Linked DNA regions of Homo sapiens: regions 1, 2, 3, 4 and 5 are each linked to region 6. The links are chromatin contacts, found by Hi-C or POLR2A ChIA-PET in ENCODE. All regions are on one chromosome and are shown on one strand. The core of a region is the stretch at or near the end of the contact, and the rest is flanking DNA. Distances in the headings are between cores, read along the strand shown.

Region 1 (2,700 bases), core at 117-2,616, 740 kb after region 6:
GATGTGACTCCTAGGAACATGTAAAATTTATTTCAGACATGATTGTTCAAATCTGAGAGAAGAAAACATGGTAAATAATGTAAATCCAATTTTGACGAACCGTTTTTTAAAAATTATAAGTAACAATCGTGGTCATGAAACTTAAAACAACTAGGATTTTTATTCTGTAAGAAACATAAACCACTTTAATTTCTGATACAAAGCACACAGGCAGATAGTTACATTTTCTTGTATTTTAAAATAATTTCTGTGGGTTTGCAAGCACAAGTTAAGGCTCAGGTTAGTTTTTCTCTGTCTTCAAGATATTCCTAGAGGGTGTATTTTCAATTCCTCAGAAGTTATTTCAAGAGGTGTTATATCCTCAATTAAACATAGAAGATTAAGCTAGAAGCTCCCTTTCATTATATTTTAGCTATTTTCATTGCAAACTCTAGTACAATCTGTCAATGTAGATAAGAGAAATAACTGAAGTATAGCTTCAAAATAAGTGAAACAGGTTTATAAATCACAGGTAATCAATATTAAGTCCTGACTTTTAAAATATTAATACTAATGAAAGTCATTTTCTAACAAGTATCAAAAACAAAAGCAAATAAAAATTCAGGTGCTAGATTACAACCTTACACCTTACAACTGTAGCCAAATCTGCTGTTTGGCTTTAAAGTTCCACACAAAATCTTAACCTACAAATTTAACATTTCAAACCCACAAAATACAAGTACCAGAGTCACCCACAGTCATGTCAAAGGGCTTTCCAAGGTCTTAGAAACCTTAATCCAATACAGAAAAGCTAAGAGTCAAAAAGACATAGAAACAGGGAAAAGTGAAGGTGTTATTTGCCAAACATTAAACTTTCACAGAAATCCAAAACCTACTTAACAATTTCCCTATATCGAACAGCATAACCTCTATGCAAATGCAGTCATTTATTAGCATTTACTGTACTTACTTTGCTTTTTGCCATTTATAAGCTTCATTAAAGACACCCACAAAGAAGTAACCAGTTGAATGAGCTTCAGTCAAGAAAAACCAGCTGTAAACTCGACCTACAAATTTACATCCCACAGCGTCCTGTGGGGAAGGTACACTTTACAAACTACCATTATATATACAAGCTTTAGATTGTGAAATAATGCACTTCGGCTTTCTCCGGTGTACATTACAATTACAAACCCTCAACTCAACCTCCCCCTTCGTTGAAAAAAAAAATCCACCTCCAATCCTCATTGGTCCACATAGTTCCGGCCCACATGGTATCAGTGGGTGTGTCCCTCCCAAAAAACCCTCTCATTGGCCGTGAAGAAACAGCTTCTAATAGGCTGTGATTTTGGGGGGTAGTTAAACTCCACGCCTCCAGACTTGCGCTCTCCAATAGACCCGAGACGCTGCTGGCTACTCTGTGATTCAAAGGGCAGGCAACCCCAGTAGGACGCGCTCAGAGAAGCGAGAGGGGTGAGAAAGGAGAGAGCACCCTCGGTGTGCCGCCCACTTTATCCTCACTCCTGGACCCCAGCAAATGTTCACACACCTGCGTTTTCCCAGCCACCAATTAGAAGGGCGGACAGAGCGTTCGCTTATTATATATCCTTGACCTAGGGACCCGCTCAAGCTTCGTGTCCAATCCTCGTTCTACTGATAGAAGCGAGCAAAGGGCAGGCTCAGGCAAAGACCTGTAGTGCTTGATGTCCCCTAGGAAAAGAATCAGTCCCGGGAACCTACTCTGTGCAGTCCCTCGACCGCAGACGCGGGGGCGCACGGGGCGTGCTGCGGCGCCTGCCTCAGCCGCTCCCAGTCCCGGGCCCCGCACGCTGCGTCTGCCTTGCGCCCGCGCTCCCCTCCCAGCGGGACTTACGCGGCCTGTTCTTTCTCCCCGAGTCCATCCTCCTCCGCAGCCGGCATTTCTTGGCCGGGGAGTCATGCTGAGGGAGCAGTGGCTGCGGCTGCAGCTCCGGCAGGAGCGGGAGGCGCTGGGGCGCCGCGTCGCTGCCGCCCACTGGACCCCGGCTGCAGACGTGCGGCGGCTGGACTGGCGGCGGATGGAAGCCGTTGTGCAGCAGCCCGTTCACAGCGGCGGCGCTGGTGCCCACGGGGGCCCCTGGAGAGTGCGGGACCGAGCGCTCCTGCTGCCCGCTGCGGTCGCCCATGCCGGGGGCTGGCGGGGCTGTGCGCGGGCCCCGGCTCAGGCGGCCTCGCTGGAGGTCATTCTCCGGCGTCTTTATTTCCCCGGATCCTCCCTGCGGCTTCCGATTCAGCAGCCGCAGAGCCGGCGCCTGGGGATGGCGAACCCGGCGCTCCTCCCCTCCTCCTGCCGACTCCCCCACCTCCTCTGCGCCCTGCCCCCCGCGCGCCGGCCCCACGGCGCCGGCCTGGAGCACGCCAGCCCCGGGCGCGGAATCGGGGATCCCCGCGCACCCCCAGCCGGGGCTCCCGCCGCCCGCCTTCCCCTGATCCCCAGGCCGCGCGACTTCAAACGCGGCTTCCTCGCCTCCCAGACTGGTCCCCGCCACTGAGCATGCCCAGTCCTGCCCGCCACCGCCACCGACGAGTTTCAACATGGGGAATCAAGTTCTCTGGGCTTGCAGAGAGGAGATGGGCGGGTTGGGCTTTGTATGGCGATGTGAAAACCAGATGGGTCTGGGAGAGACAGCGAAAGGAGCGAACCGTTTCAGGAGGAATACGGGAGGAAGACAATTATTTGCA
Region 2 (2,700 bases), core at 141-2,640, 790 kb before region 6:
GCATATTTTGGAATAAAAATAGTTATAATGATAGTTATAGCTTAACCTATTGAGCGTTTACTGTGTGTAGGCACTTAGTACTTTACATATTGTAACTCACTGAATCCTTCCTTCTACCTTACAATAATAGTAGGTATAATGCTCATTCCGCAGAAGAGGAAACATGCTCAGATAGGGCAAGTAATTTGTCTAAGGTCACAAAGCTAAGAAAATGAGAAACCAGCTCAAAATTATTAAATCTGAACATAGATTTTCTTGGGAAATTACTGTTAAATTTCTCAAATAGATTGTAAGTGACCTTTAGAGACCTTCATTTCACTTACTTCATTTATTTATACATGACCCACCTAAGGCAAAGCATTTAGTTTCTTTAAGCGCAAGTTTCGTCATCTGAAGAATGGACAAATAATAATACCACCTCCCCCACCCCACCCCAGAGTTTCTGTGAGGATTAAATGAGATAATGCATATGCAGTGCCTGGCCCATAGTAGATGTTCAGTATATTTTTTACCATCATTTGTTAATTTGACAAGTAGTCAAATTAGTGATGCACATCAGAATCATCAGTGGAAACTTTTCAAATATTGAGGTCTGGGTCCCAAAGTGGGGTATTTTGAAAAGTTCCCCAAGTGATTCTGATTCACATTCCCTTATGAGAATCACTGCTGAATGTGACCAATATTCATTAAGGAAGCATTTTGCTCAAGGCATTTTGCTGTGTGCTAAGAGAGGTGTCAGATGCACAATAATGGCAAAAGTCACATAAAAATAAGTAAATTACTATGAGAGATGAGTGAGTCCTCCTGCAGCAATCAGGAAAGTCCTCATAGAGGCAATCACAGTGGGCTGGGCTTGAAGGCACAGCAGGGTTAGCTTGCCAAGAATGGTGGCAGGGCAGTGAGTGAAGGTAAGTGGCATGATGGTGCAAATAATGTCACTGGTGCCACTACTGGCTGGGACATGGAGTCTGGGGAGAGTCGGGAGATGAAGCCAGGTGGTTGGCTGCAGTCAGAGAATGGAAGCTCTTGGACTTCTGACCAGTTGGGTTTGCACTGCATTTAGAGGACCACGACAAGCCATTAAGATTTTCTGAGCCAGAGAGGGAAATGCTCAGAACTATCCTTTCACCTGTTAAGTCTGGCACTCAAATAAATTAGAAAGTATAGAACCCAAAGGCAAGAAATGAGCAAGGCCAGAGACATCTGTTGCATCAGCCCAGGCCTCAGAATAGGAGCTTGGACTAGGCAGGGTACTGACAGGTGGTTAGGCTAAAGGAACAACTATATAAACCTGGAGACTGAATTAGCTGTTGGGGGAGGGGTGGTGAGAGGAAGAAGAAGTGAAGATGACTTTGAGATTTGAGCCTGCGTGATGGGAAGAACAGCACTGTGACCAGAAAAAGGGAAGTGGGGGTATGAGCTGGGTGGGGGGAGGGAAGATGATGAGCTGAATGTGTTGAGCTGGAGATGCCTGGGCACAAGGTACACATATCTAGGAGTTAGGTGGCACTGTGGAGCTTAAAGGAGAGATCAGGGCTACACACAAACAAATAAATAGAACACAAAGTGAGTCAGCTGCACTGAGGGGTGTCGCTTCAGCCTTGGCAATGGTAGAACTCTGTGGGAAGGAGAGTAGAGCAGGGATTCTTAACCAAAGATCTGTGGATAGGATTTTTGTTTGAGGGTGTCTGTGAACTTTTTAACATTTTAAGCAGAATATTACTATGTATATTAAAAAGCCCACAATCTCATTGGATAAGTTACTCTAAACAAGGTTAAAACCTACTAATATATATATAGGAGAGGTGGGCTGAGATGCTTCTCATGGAATTTTCACATCGTAGGTAGGAACAAAATATTCCAGCCAATCTCTGCAGTCTTGACTGTCATACCTCAGACTGTGGTGGCTGTTTTATTATTATTTTTTTTAATCAGGGCCAGACTGTTTGGTCAAGATTGTCTTAAAAATGTTTCTTCTTTCCAAGATATTCAATGGGGAAAGAATAATCTTTCCACAAGTGTGGTGAGATAAGTGGATATCCACATGCAAAAGTATCCATCTGGACCCTCTGACTCTCACTAAATACAAAAGTTAACATAAAATTGGTCAAAGACCTAACTGTAATAGCTAAAACTATAAAACTCTTAGAAGGCAACATCCTCAAAGACATAATTTTTGTGACCTTAGTTTGGCCAATGATTTCTTAGATATGGCACCTGAAGCCCAAGCAACCAAAGAATAAACTGAACGTCATCAAAAATTCAACTTTTGTGTTTCAGGGACACTATCAAGAAAGCAAACAGACAACCCATAGAATGGTAGAAAATATTTATAAATTATATGTCTGATAAGAATCTAGAATATGTAAAGAACTTTTACAATTCAACAATAAAAAAATACAGTTAAAAATAGGCAAAGGATTTGAATAAACATGTATCCAAACAAAATATAAAACAGGCCAATAAGCACATGAAAATATGCTCAACATCATTAGCCATCAGAAAAATACAAATGAAAACCACAATGAGATACTACTTCACATTCACTAGAATGGCAATTGTCATCATGATCATCATCATCATCAGATAATATCATGTGTTGGCAAGGATGTAGAGAAACTGAAATCCTCTTACATTGCAGGTAGAGAGGTAAAAATGGTACAGCTACTTTAGAAAAACAATTTGGCAGTTTTTCAAAAA
Region 3 (2,700 bases), core at 15-2,514, 840 kb before region 6:
AGTCTCACACAAGTCCTAGGAGGAAGGTGCTATTATTATCTCCAGTATACAGATGAGAGAACTAAGGCTTGAGAAGGCCATGAAACTTGGCCCAAGCTCACACAACTAGTCAAGTGTCAGAGCCCTCAGCTCTCTCTGCCTTCTGATTTAGAGATTTTAATTAGTGCAAGTTCAATATCTAAACTCTAGGAAGTTGCTAAGTATTTGGGGTAGAACCACATGATTCAGGTGATGATCAGTGTATGACACTTTACTATGACAGGCCAAAGAATTGAGTAAGTAGCATTTAAAGTTTTTACTGAATGGGATTAATGTCTTGTTCCAGGAAGGATTGAAGGCAGCTGATATAAACTGGGCAATATGTGAGTAGGTAGAGATGGTGAGCTCCAGAGGAATTTGGGATGATTCTCAGAGGAGGGACTCTGGTTGGGCCTTGAAGGATGAGTGGGAATTAGGTAAGTAAAGAACATTTCAGATTTGGGGAATCAGAATCAACTCTCTTTTAGGAGGCTTGCATTTGAAGCTACTCCATGAAAATGTTCTAAGTACACACAGTGACCTTTCTTGGGCTATGCTCCTACACTTGCTGAGCTCTTATATTCTTGAGAGATGTTTTATCAGCCTAAGCATGCAAAGAAACATGTGACCTGTGAAGTAATCCTTCACCAAGAGCACGTGCCAAAGCTGGTCAATATTGGGCCAGAAATTCTCCCCATCCCACCCCACCCTGCCCTGTCATTAACCAATTCTCCCCACATCCTAGTGTCACTAGTCTTTTCATGGTTCTGAAAACATGTTATTGCTTAAGTGCATTTCTCTACCATACTTTACAGACATTATCACTAGTCCTCACAACTGCTCTAATAAGGTAAATGACATTAGGCCCATTTTACAGTGGAGGAAACTGAGACTGAGAGGTGTTAAGAACTTTGCCCAAGTCATACAACTTCTTGGTGGTGGAAGCAACTAATTCATGGAAGAAACAGATCTGATGCCAAAGCCCGTGTTCTCTCTACTCTACCACATACTCTCCTTAGAACCGAATGAAGACTCCCCAGGCAGTTTTTGCTAGTATTCTGGATTTGTTTAAAAATCCTCGTAAGATGTTAACAACTTTAAGTCCTGTGGTGGTATGGGGGACCTGAACACCTGGGTGCATTTTCTTTTATTTACTCTAACAGGGACACAGACCTCTGGCTTCTTTCATAGAAACCCCCCTTTTTGAAATGTCTCTGTTTTGTTCATTCAGGAGAACAGATCAGCATCTCTCATGCAAGGCCTGGCTCTGTGCCCATCTCACTTTTGCAATGAATTTAGCAACATCTGCTTTGCCCATTAAAGTGATTTTTCTCTTCCTGGCCCTGAGCCTGTATGCTTGCTGCAATTGATTACTAGCAATTTCCTTCCCAAACCAGAGAGTTCAGTGAACTCTAAATTGAATTGTTGCTCACTGGTCTCCTTTGGACCAATTGCATATGGCTTACGTGCAAAATGGTCAAGCCACTCAGTTCCCGAATCTATAGGCTGATGATTCTGGTTAAACGTGGGAGAGGACCTGATGAGTGACATTTCCCATTTTTGCACACAGTGGCCTAGGACTGTGGTCACTTCTGTGTTTCTCAATTTCAGGTGGGGGGAGGGGATGAAGCCACCTTGCTTACAGCAAGGCTGTTGAAGTACACACCCTCTTTCCTTTCAGTCATATTGCAGCACCAATGGCCTCAGATGTAGTTGCCTGGAAACCTTGTTTCAGAGACATCTGAGAAACATATATCTAGCTCCAGAAGTGGCTTAGAAAGACCTCAGGAAGATGCATATCACTGTACTCTTTTGAAGGCAGCAGTGGGTCCCTTTAAGTGGTTCAGGCAGCTTTTTAAGATAAAGCAACGCCCAAAGTGATGCTGAGCCTGTATACCTGGCCTGCTGCTCCATCTTGATTGGCGGATATCTAGTTATCCTTTGAGATGTAGTCTGAGTGTTACCTCTCAGGGAGTCTGCCCATGTCTCACTCAGCCCTGTATTCCCAATATCTAGCACAGTGAGTACATGTAGTGCACCCTCAGTGAAAGGACAAATGAGTGAAGGATGCTGCTCTTCTCGTGAGAAGATTTTAAACTGGTACTTTGCTCTGAGCTGTCCTTGAAGTGTCTCTCCTTCCCCACAGCCATGATAGCTTTACACAGGGACAGTGAGGAGTTGTTGGTTATTTAGAGAAGTGAAAGTCAGGAGTCTCCTCTGCCACATAGTCCTAAAAAAAAAAAACAACAAAAAACCCAAAACAAAGGAACTTATTACTGACCAAATTACTTCCATATATCAGGGAGGTTAATTTAAAGCTAGGAATCTATAAATAAGAAAAAGGTAGCATAAATGACTAACATCAAATAGTATTGACAATTGCTGGAAATCATTTGAGTCATTGCACATTCTGTCTCTTTGAGCAGACATTCCCCGTTTCCACCACAATTGCTGACTGCATACCTACCAGTATCAGCAGCCACTTCTGAAATGATTATCGCAGACGAGACTGCAAATATCCTATTCTTGCAGAACTCTGTCACAAACATCTTTAGCATCGAGCTTGGGGCTTTCTGCCTTTATTTCTGGAAGAGATCTCATTTATAGTATTACTATAGTGGAAAAAGATGAGAAAAAGCAGAGTATTCCGAAAAGCATGGCTCAGCTTGAAACTATGCGATC
Region 4 (2,700 bases), core at 194-2,693, 520 kb before region 6:
GATAATTCTCAAAATAATTGTATAAGTTCATGTTTGTTGAGTGCTTACTATGTGCAAAGCTGTTTAAGTTCAGAGACTTTCTCAAGGTCAAACACTGGTAAATGAATTAACCATTATTTAGATGGTTAACAATGATATAGATAGTACTGTAGTTATAATTCCCATTTTACACATGAAAAAACTTAGGCTCAGAGAGGCTAAGTAATTCCTCAAAGCCACACAACCTAGGCTTTGCAGCCAGGAAGATGAGATTAAATCATGCTTAATTCCCTTACCAGTGTATGACCTTGGGAAAGGCTGTGAACTTCAATTTCTCTACACTATAAATTGAAAATTATAGTACTGACTATATCATAGGGTTGATTTCAATATTAGATTAATTACTATATAGAAAGCACTTAGAACAACTATAGCTCTAGTGTGGAGTAGTCAGAAATGGCCTGGAAGTTCATTTTTAGTAAAGAGATTAATAAAATAGTTTATTATGTACCAGGAGTTGATGGAGAACAGTTCCCAATTCAGCTGTCAATTTGAGCTTTTCGCTTATGAAATCTATGCTATTGAGTTGACGTTTGTTAAGGAAAAGAACCTAATGTCTGATAAACAGGCAAAAATTAACTATTACATTTAAATGTGACTATTGCAGATGTACTAAGTAGTTGAGAAAGCCAGTTGGGGTCATACTCACTTAGGCTTACACCTAGCTTTGCCTCCTTGTTAGCTGTGTGACCTTGGTCAAATCACTTAACCTTTCTGAGCTGAGGTACCCTCCTCTATAAAATGTGGATTTTAAGTAGGCTATTATAGAGGATGATGTGAGGATTTTAAAAGACCATGCATCAAAAGTACCTAAGATGAAGCCTGATTTAAGAATGAGCTCAGCAAATGCTAGCTCATTTCCTTGGATTAGCCTTTCTACACTGACCCAAGGCTTGCAAGGCAAAGCAAAACTAAATAAAAGCAAAATGAAGTTAAAAAGCCCAAACAAATAAAAACCAATTTGTTAATTGGGTGTTGGTGGATAAAAAGACTCTGAAAGTACATCCAGTCAAATTTGAATTTCAGGTAAACTATGAAATTATTTGTAGTATAAGTATATAAGTATGTAGTGTAAGTATCCCAAGCATTGCATGGGATATACTTACACTCACTAAATTCTTCACTGTTTATTCAAAATTCCAATTTAACTGGATGTCAGGTATTTCTATTTATTAAACCCGGCAGCCTAGACATGGTAGAATTTAGTAAGCCCAGACATGACAGACTCCTGAATAGCCAAGGCACAGAATTCAAAAGAGTCAAATGTGTTTCCAACTTGCTAACTGCAAAAGCATCAAGGAAAAGGTTGACCCCACCCTCTCTGTCTCTGCCAAGCAAAGAGCCCAGATGGGAAACCCCAGGTGAGTGATTTAGCCTCCTGTGCATACTCTATGGGATCCTGGTGCAGAGGTTGCTGGGAAAACCGTGGCAGCCTGCCCTAGGTTTTCCTTCGGGTGGGGCCCTGTGGTTATGGTGTGGTGACTCTTTGTCACGGTGCCCCTGCCACGCCCTGCTTAGTCCACCTGGTGGTTGGGGGTAGGGGAGAAGAGAAGTTACAGGCAGAAAAAAAGGACTTATCAATGTAACATATTTCTTAGGTGGTTTGTGCATTGCTGTTTGGGCTTGCAAAACTTTAATTATTACTTTGATGCAGAGTGGCTGCAGATTGTCACTGCCAGGCCTGATTTAATAGCCTGCTTGCACAAAGTCCGACAGAGATTGCTTTTGTTGCACTTTCTAACAGCTCGTGATGGTGGCTTTTTTACGTTAAGGAGGAAACTCTGTGGTTAAACTGTAGCCTAGGTATTTTTAGAGCCGTTACCATGTTAACCGAAATTTCGTACATTTCACCTGCAGGATATGCAGTCGTGCTTAGGGCCTTCCTTAAACTCTAACAAAAAATATAATTTAACAGTTGTTAATACTGTGCTTAGGACCAACTCCATGTTATCAGAAAAGCTACTGACCAAATACTGGACTGCTAAGAATCCTTTTTTTGGATGGGTGGTACTGTGCCATTAGAGAGTATTTTTTTTTCCTTGATATAAAACGAGTTGAAGGAACATAACCAAAAGGCTAAAATTGGTTAGTTCTAAAGGTCAGAGCCTGAAGGCAGTGACCCATTTGTTAATCATTAAGCTTTTCTAAGCCGTCTCTGACAGAATTCTGGCTTTCTGCCACTTCTCTGGTCATTTTAAACTGCAAATTCTTGTACTGTTTCAGTTTTTAAGTAGGTTTCAAAGGTTATGAGAAAGGCATAACTTGTTAGCTATTTTTCCTTATCAAACGTCTTTAGGGTTTTGGAAGGCAGAGCTGTTCTGTGTTAAGAGAATCCTCACAGCATACCCAGCCATACAGCATTTAAAGATGGACTCTTGGGTCCTCTGAAAAGGGTGGATTTCTAGCTATCATTCCCATGTTACTTAGTTTCCATAGATAAGCAGGATGTGAGGGCTGAGGACACCCACTTAGCCATTAGGTATTAGTTCCCAAATCACTGCTATCTCAGGGTAGTTGTCTCCAATAATCCCAGCACTGAAAGTTCAAAAAACAGGAGCAAAATAACCACAATGTATTTATCATCTTCTGTCATCAGTTATAAAGTGGAAGTACTTTAAAATATTTTGAATGCATTTTTGTAAAGCCCAGTGAGGTTCCAGT
Region 5 (2,700 bases), core at 23-2,522, 630 kb before region 6:
TCTATAATCAAAATCTCCAGTAGGAGAAGGCCCTTGTATTTCTGTTTCATTTTTTTTGCTAGTTGGTGGGAGAACACACTTTTCAAAATACTAATAGTTCACCACCGGACAAGAGATACATACAACCCCAACTTCCAAGTAAATGGAAAATACCTTTTCTGGGTACGTTTATTTGGAAAGGGTTTCTTCACTTGAAGAAAGAATTAACAAACCCCTGTTTGGGAGGATAAAACAAGAAATTCCTTTGGGATGTCTCAAGTTTCTAGAGAGCCAGGCTCTCGCAGGCTGAGGTGGCTTCCACACTGTTCATGAACTGCTCTTGGCGGGCTGGTGGCCTGTTTGATATTCTGAGGTCTAGCAAAGATTTAGCTCCAGGGGGTCATCAAGAGGTCATGGTCTTGATCATTTCCTCTGTTATTTATCTTTGGCTTGTGGTACTGGAGCCTGCCTTTGATACAGGGCATTTCTACCACAGCTGCACAGAATCAAGCATTTCAGTGATTTGGTTTGAGGTGAAGGAGGCTTGGCTTCTAATGCTGCGAAAATGTCACTGGGTACATCTGAGAATATCTAGCTCTGTCCTTCACTGATGAGCAAATTCATTTCTGGGGGTTTACCAGTGGCACTTCCCAGACTTGGGTCAGGAAAGGAATCCTCCTGGTGAGGACAGCAGTTTTCAGTTTGAGTAATTCCATTTTCAGTTCCTTCTGAGACATTTTTCTTGCTCTGAGCTGGAGATAAAAGCAGCATGTCTCAGGCCTCTAGGGTGGATCTCTACTTTTCAACACTGTTTATGACTCACCTGTGACTGCCCTCAGTGCAGCCAAGGGGACCATTTATGCTGAATTAGCCTTTGGATTTTTCTTCTTAGTGACAGCAAAACTTCCGTGACAGCAAACAAGTAAACCACAGGAACATCCCTGGTCTGCTCAGCACAGCAGGCTCTTGGGTTCTCAGAGAGCCTGGGAGGACTTTTCAGCTTGTCTTATGTGGGTTTGTTCACCCCGTCCGGTTTCATTTTTATTTAAAACAATTGGTATCTTTCATCTTGGTTGCCAAGTATGGGTTGCATATGGTTTTGACCTGATATGAAGGGCCCAAATCAAATACCCAGGACTTGGCCTGGAAAATTGGTTGTATAAGACCTGCTCTCTTGTTCCCCTAAAAAGCAGCCTAGCAAATGGAAGCAATGGGTCCCAGGAGTTCGTTTCTGTATGCGGCTCTAACTCTGCCACGAAGGCCAGGACAGATAGTGTGCAGTGCTCTGTCATGTCTACCAGAGAAAATGATGCAACATGTGCTGGAGACTTTACCATCTGTGCAAGAGTGCAGCCCTAGGCTCAATCCAAAAGAAAAAGGAAGTGGCATTATAGCAGGGATATTCCCAGTGAGTCAAATTCCCAGAACAGCCTGTCCCTCCTCAAGGTGGTCAGTGTGCCCCAGCATCTCACCTCCAGATTTGGACTAAAACAGAACTGTTGCGTGCAGGGGTTAGAGAGGACTAGAGCAGTGATGTATTTTATATATCATATTTTCTAGCAATGGTTTTCCATCTGAAACCCAGTTTACATTGTGGCCCAGGGCACAGAAACAGAAGCTTTATGAAACAAGTTACTGTTTCCATGTGTCAGCATTCTAATTTTCCTTTCCTTTTCCTGTTCTTTTTTCTGTTATTTTAATTTTTTAAAAAAGCTTCTTGACTCACTAAATTACTATAACAAACCACTTATGAGTCAAAGCCCATATTTTGAAAAACAACATTGCATTAGTGTATACAGGCAGCACCTTGGGAACATTTATAGAATATGGATTCTTGGGTCCCTCTCCAGGGATTCTAATTCAGTCATTCCTGGGCCCAAGAATCTACGTTTTATGTTAACCTGACCTAAATGTGACCATTATGAGGGCAGGAAACGGTTTTGATCCCTAACATATCCCAAGTGCTTTACATGAAGAACTTGGTACAGCACAGGCTCTTGGTCATTGGTGGTTGAATAAATAAATGAATGAAAAAGTATTGATCTTCAAATGATTCCATCCTTCAACCCCAGCCGTGCCTCCCTTTGCATCTATACTGTTGTCTTCGTTTTTTTAAGATAGATACTCAAATAGTCTCTAGACCTTTGAATTGCAAAATTGCTTTGAATCTCCAAGTTGGAAGCTGCCTTGAAAGTCTCTAATCTAGGGATTCTCAGGTGTAGAAACTTTGTCTCGCTGCTTTAGAATTCCTTGGGGAAGTTTAAGGCAAATACATATCCCTAGACCCCAGCCCTGGAGTTTCAATCCAGGTAGATAGGGTTCATGGCCCAGGAATCTGCATTCTATCCTCCCTCGGGTGATGCTGTGGCCCAGCCAGGGTTGGGATGCACTGTTCTTGTGACCTCTCCCCACTGTGGATCACTGTGGATGGTGGTCACCCAGCCTCTGCTGGAAACATTTTGGGCTGGCAGAAAGAAACTCCCAGAGGTCTGCTCCACATTGAAAAGCTCTGCTTATTGGAAATTTCTTACTGATATTAGCTTCAATCACTTTCCTACTGCTGCTAGTCTTGGTTCTGCCCTCTGGAGCACCTCAACACAAGGCCAATTGGCTGCCTGACTGCTCATTGTGAAAATACAGAAAAAATATAAAGAAAGAAATGAAAATTTTTTAAAATCCCACCACCTTGAAGACATTGAATATTTCTTTTGGTCTTAATAT
Region 6 (2,700 bases), core at 100-2,599:
AAAGGACAAAATAAATTTAGAAGTGGAAAGTGGTGATACAGAGCTTGACCTAAACTAGCATAAAAAGGATGGGAATTACTAATATTTATTGAATTAATATTTAAACTTGGGTACATTCACTTGACTTCTCTGAGCCTCAGTTGTCTCAACTATAAAATAAAGATTCTAATAATAGCTAACATTGATAAAATATTGACTATATGCTAGGAGCTATTGATACTCTAAAGACTTTATGTGCTAACTCATTTGATCCTAGAACAACCACATGATGTAGGAACCACTGTTTCTCCCATTTTGTAGATGCACAGAAAGGCTATATAACTTCCCTGCAGTCACACAGCTAAACATATTTGTTTTCTATTGCTGCTTTACAAATTTTTATGAAATTAAAGGCTTAAATATACATGTATTATCTTGCTGCTTTTTGGTTCAGGAGTCTAGGCACAGCTTATCTAGATCCTCTACTCATGGTCTCACAAGGCAGCAATTGACTTGTTGACATGGGCTAGAGTCTCATCAGAGGCTTGCAGTCATCTTCCAAGCTTGTATGATCATTGGCAGAATTAATTTCCTTGCAGCTTTGGAACTTGTGGTGGCTGAGTCTTTAAGGCCAGCAGGAGAGAATCTACTTCTTTTAAAGGTCTTACCTGATTAGATCCAGACCACTCAGGATAATTTTTCTTTTAATTAGCTTAACATTATTAGGGGGATTCTTATATCTACAATATCTCTTCATCTTTGTCATGTGATTCAACATATTCATGGGAATAATATTCCATGACCTTTGCTGTCTTCTATTGGTTAGAAGCCAACTACAGGTCTTAAACACACTCAAGTGGAGAGGATTACACAAACCTACAGATATCAAGGGGCAGGAATCACAGAGCTATCTTAGAATTCTGCCTGTTATAGTTCTAAGGTTGAGTTTAAATCCAGACTGGCTCTAAGTTTAACAGTCCATGCTTCTAATCAGTATTATCTTCTTTATTCCTTTGAAGAAAGCAAACCTACTTTATAACCTTGCATAGAGTTCTAAGTAAGGTATCCCGCAGCAGATTCATACTGGGTGTCAGTCAAATGTGAATTATTTTCACACCTTCACTTTTAAAGATCAGCTTCAGGAAACTATAACCACTTGCAGTTTTGTATTTTCAGGAAGAGATTTCCAACAGTCTCTCTAAACACTCAGGTTATATAGGTTATTTCAATTTGTTCCTGTTTGTCTGAGGCAGAGATAACCCTGGGGTTTGGGATTTCAAACTTGGGTCTCAAAAAATAACTTTAGTTCTGCTTCTTGTTTTTGAAACAGATGAAGTGATTGAGAAGAAACAGTGAACATCCTCATTTCACAGATAAGACAACATGGATCAGCCTTTTACTGTGAATTCTCTGGTAGGTCACACCAGCTGATATCTAACATTTGGTTGGAAAGCCCAAAAAGAAGAACAGAAACATACAAATGTGAAATGAGTCACAATTACTTTAAGAAGTTTAGCACTTGTAGTTTTTCATCCATCTGTGTGGTTGTCTTCTTTGAGGAAGTGACTAATAAAGCTATCTTTGTAAGACTTAAAAATAAATTTTATTTTCCACAAAAGTCTAAAATTTTAGTTTATCTAGCTAGATTCCAGGAGTGTAGTCCTTTGGCAAAACACCGGAGAGAAGAATTTCAGAGTTGATATCTGAGGAGCTACTTAAAGCTCTTTGTGCCTCAGCTACTTTATGGATAAGAATTGGAGGCTCACCTTGTATGGCGTTAACTGAGAAAAACATACATAACACCTAGGTACTGCTTTGGATCCTCGTGTAAATGTCTTTGTACTTGAAGCTCTTGTTCTTCTCACTTTTCCCCTCACTGCCCAGCACTGTGCACACTTTCTCTAGCTACATCACATGGGCTTATTCTGTGTCCTAGATCAGTCTCTGAGTGTGAATATAGACACATTATGTAATCTCCATGGCCCTGATTTTGTACTTTTTGCTCAATGACAATTGGAAACAATATTTTTGATGGTCCTAGCCTACCAGGATGGTACGATAAATGGAAACTGTCATTCCCATTTTCCTCCTCTTGATGACCCTCCCCAGCCACTCATGGTGACCTTGTAGGAGTAGCCCCATGAGCTGCAGTATACTAAATACCCTGTACGCACAAAGACTAGCACCAGGACATAAAGAAAGAGAGGGCCTGGTTCTTGTACTGAAATAGGTTGTGACCTAATGTTTTTTCTTTTTTTTTTTGAGGCGGAGTCTCGCTCTGTCACTCAGGCTGGAGTGCCAATGGCACAATCTCGGCTCACTGCAAGCCCCACCTCCCAGGTTCATGCCATTCTCCTGCCTCAGCCTCCTGAGTAGTTGGGAGTATAGGCTGCCGCCACCACGCCCAGCTAATTTTTTGTATTTTTAGTAGAGACAGGTTTCACCGTGTTAGCCAAGATGGTCTCCATCTCCTGACCTCGTGATCAGCCCACCTCGGCCTCCCAGATTGCTGGGATTACAGGTGTGAGCCACCGCACCCGGCCCCTAATGTTTTTTCTTGACCAAGAAAGTCATTCACAAAAATTAGTTGTCTTCAGAGTATATTTGGAAAGGTAGACAATTGCAGAAACATTTTCACTTTCTGTCCCCATGTTGTTGTTCCACTATGGTTAATAAAGACTGACCCATTTCCACCTCTCCAGAGGAAGGAGTCATACTTAT

The links. Hi-C counts contacts between places; a loop is a spot of excess contacts on that map. ChIA-PET counts read pairs that join two places held with the same protein, here RNA polymerase II (POLR2A). Pooled maps may share reads with other maps.
Region 1: a loop to region 6 is called in a pooled map, with 3 times the contacts of the local background. The contact joins the promoter of PANK1-AS1 here to the enhancer-like site in region 6. A Hi-C loop is called at or near these places in 2 of 37 single-sample maps with no recorded cell type and 4 of 50 pooled maps. POLR2A ChIA-PET finds 5 or more read pairs at or near these places in 1 of 52 experiments (GM12878).
Region 2: a loop to region 6 is called in a pooled map, with 3 times the contacts of the local background. The contact joins two enhancer-like sites. A Hi-C loop is called at or near these places in 5 of 50 pooled maps. POLR2A ChIA-PET finds 5 or more read pairs at or near these places in 2 of 52 experiments (OCI-LY7 and activated CD4-positive, alpha-beta T cell).
Region 3: a pooled map shows a loop between it and region 6 (5-fold over the local background). The contact joins two enhancer-like sites. A Hi-C loop is called at or near these places in 2 of 37 single-sample maps with no recorded cell type and 3 of 50 pooled maps.
Region 4: a pooled map shows a loop between it and region 6 (4-fold over the local background). The contact joins two enhancer-like sites. A Hi-C loop is called at or near these places in 2 of 37 single-sample maps with no recorded cell type and 2 of 50 pooled maps.
Region 5: a loop to region 6 is called in a pooled map, with 4 times the contacts of the local background. The contact joins two enhancer-like sites. A Hi-C loop is called at or near these places in 1 of 37 single-sample maps with no recorded cell type and 7 of 50 pooled maps. POLR2A ChIA-PET finds 5 or more read pairs at or near these places in 1 of 52 experiments (activated T-cell).

Annotation. Positions count from the first base shown.
Region 1 is chr10:89,642,748-89,645,447 of GRCh38, forward strand. It overlaps PANK1-AS1 (PANK1 antisense RNA 1), which reads left to right and starts at 1,367. Exons shown (of 5, transcript NR_184344.1): 1 at 1,367-1,452. It overlaps PANK1 (pantothenate kinase 1), which reads right to left and starts at 2,495. Exons shown (of 7, transcript NM_148977.3): 1 at 1,853-2,495. The coding sequence starts at 2,144. RefSeq lists silencers at 1,269-1,318, 2,019-2,498.
Region 2 is chr10:88,107,006-88,109,705 of GRCh38, forward strand. No RefSeq gene overlaps it. Among named protein-coding and RNA genes, the nearest start is that of PTEN, 240 kb to the left of the region's middle. Within about 2 kb of position 1,391, at least 5 of the 41 ENCODE cell types and tissues checked have a DNase peak (open chromatin) inside an H3K27ac peak, as active enhancers do; they include OCI-LY7, where a contact is called at or near this core.
Region 3 is chr10:88,063,392-88,066,091 of GRCh38, forward strand. No RefSeq gene overlaps it. Among named protein-coding and RNA genes, the nearest start is that of PTEN, 200 kb to the left of the region's middle. Within about 2 kb of position 1,265, at least 15 of the 41 ENCODE cell types and tissues checked have a DNase peak (open chromatin) inside an H3K27ac peak, as active enhancers do.
Region 4 is chr10:88,384,233-88,386,932 of GRCh38, forward strand. The region is part of intron 4 of RNLS (renalase, FAD dependent amine oxidase); the gene reads right to left. Among named protein-coding and RNA genes, the nearest start is that of RNLS, 200 kb to the right of the region's middle. Within about 2 kb of position 1,444, at least 26 of the 41 ENCODE cell types and tissues checked have a DNase peak (open chromatin) inside an H3K27ac peak, as active enhancers do.
Region 5 is chr10:88,270,664-88,273,363 of GRCh38, forward strand. The region is part of intron 1 of LOC101929727 (a long non-coding RNA gene); the gene reads left to right. It also overlaps a transcript of RNLS not described here. Among named protein-coding and RNA genes, the nearest start is that of RNLS, 310 kb to the right of the region's middle. RefSeq lists an enhancer at 938-987. Within about 2 kb of position 1,273, at least 7 of the 41 ENCODE cell types and tissues checked have a DNase peak (open chromatin) inside an H3K27ac peak, as active enhancers do.
Region 6 is chr10:88,900,347-88,903,046 of GRCh38, forward strand. STAMBPL1 (STAM binding protein like 1) reads left to right here. Exons shown (of 11, transcript NM_020799.4): 2 at 1,310-1,392. The coding sequence starts at 1,363. Among named protein-coding and RNA genes, the nearest start is that of STAMBPL1, 21 kb to the left of the region's middle. RefSeq lists enhancers at 1,560-1,609, 1,740-1,839. Within about 2 kb of position 1,350, at least 4 of the 41 ENCODE cell types and tissues checked have a DNase peak (open chromatin) inside an H3K27ac peak, as active enhancers do; they include GM12878 and OCI-LY7, where a contact is called at or near this core.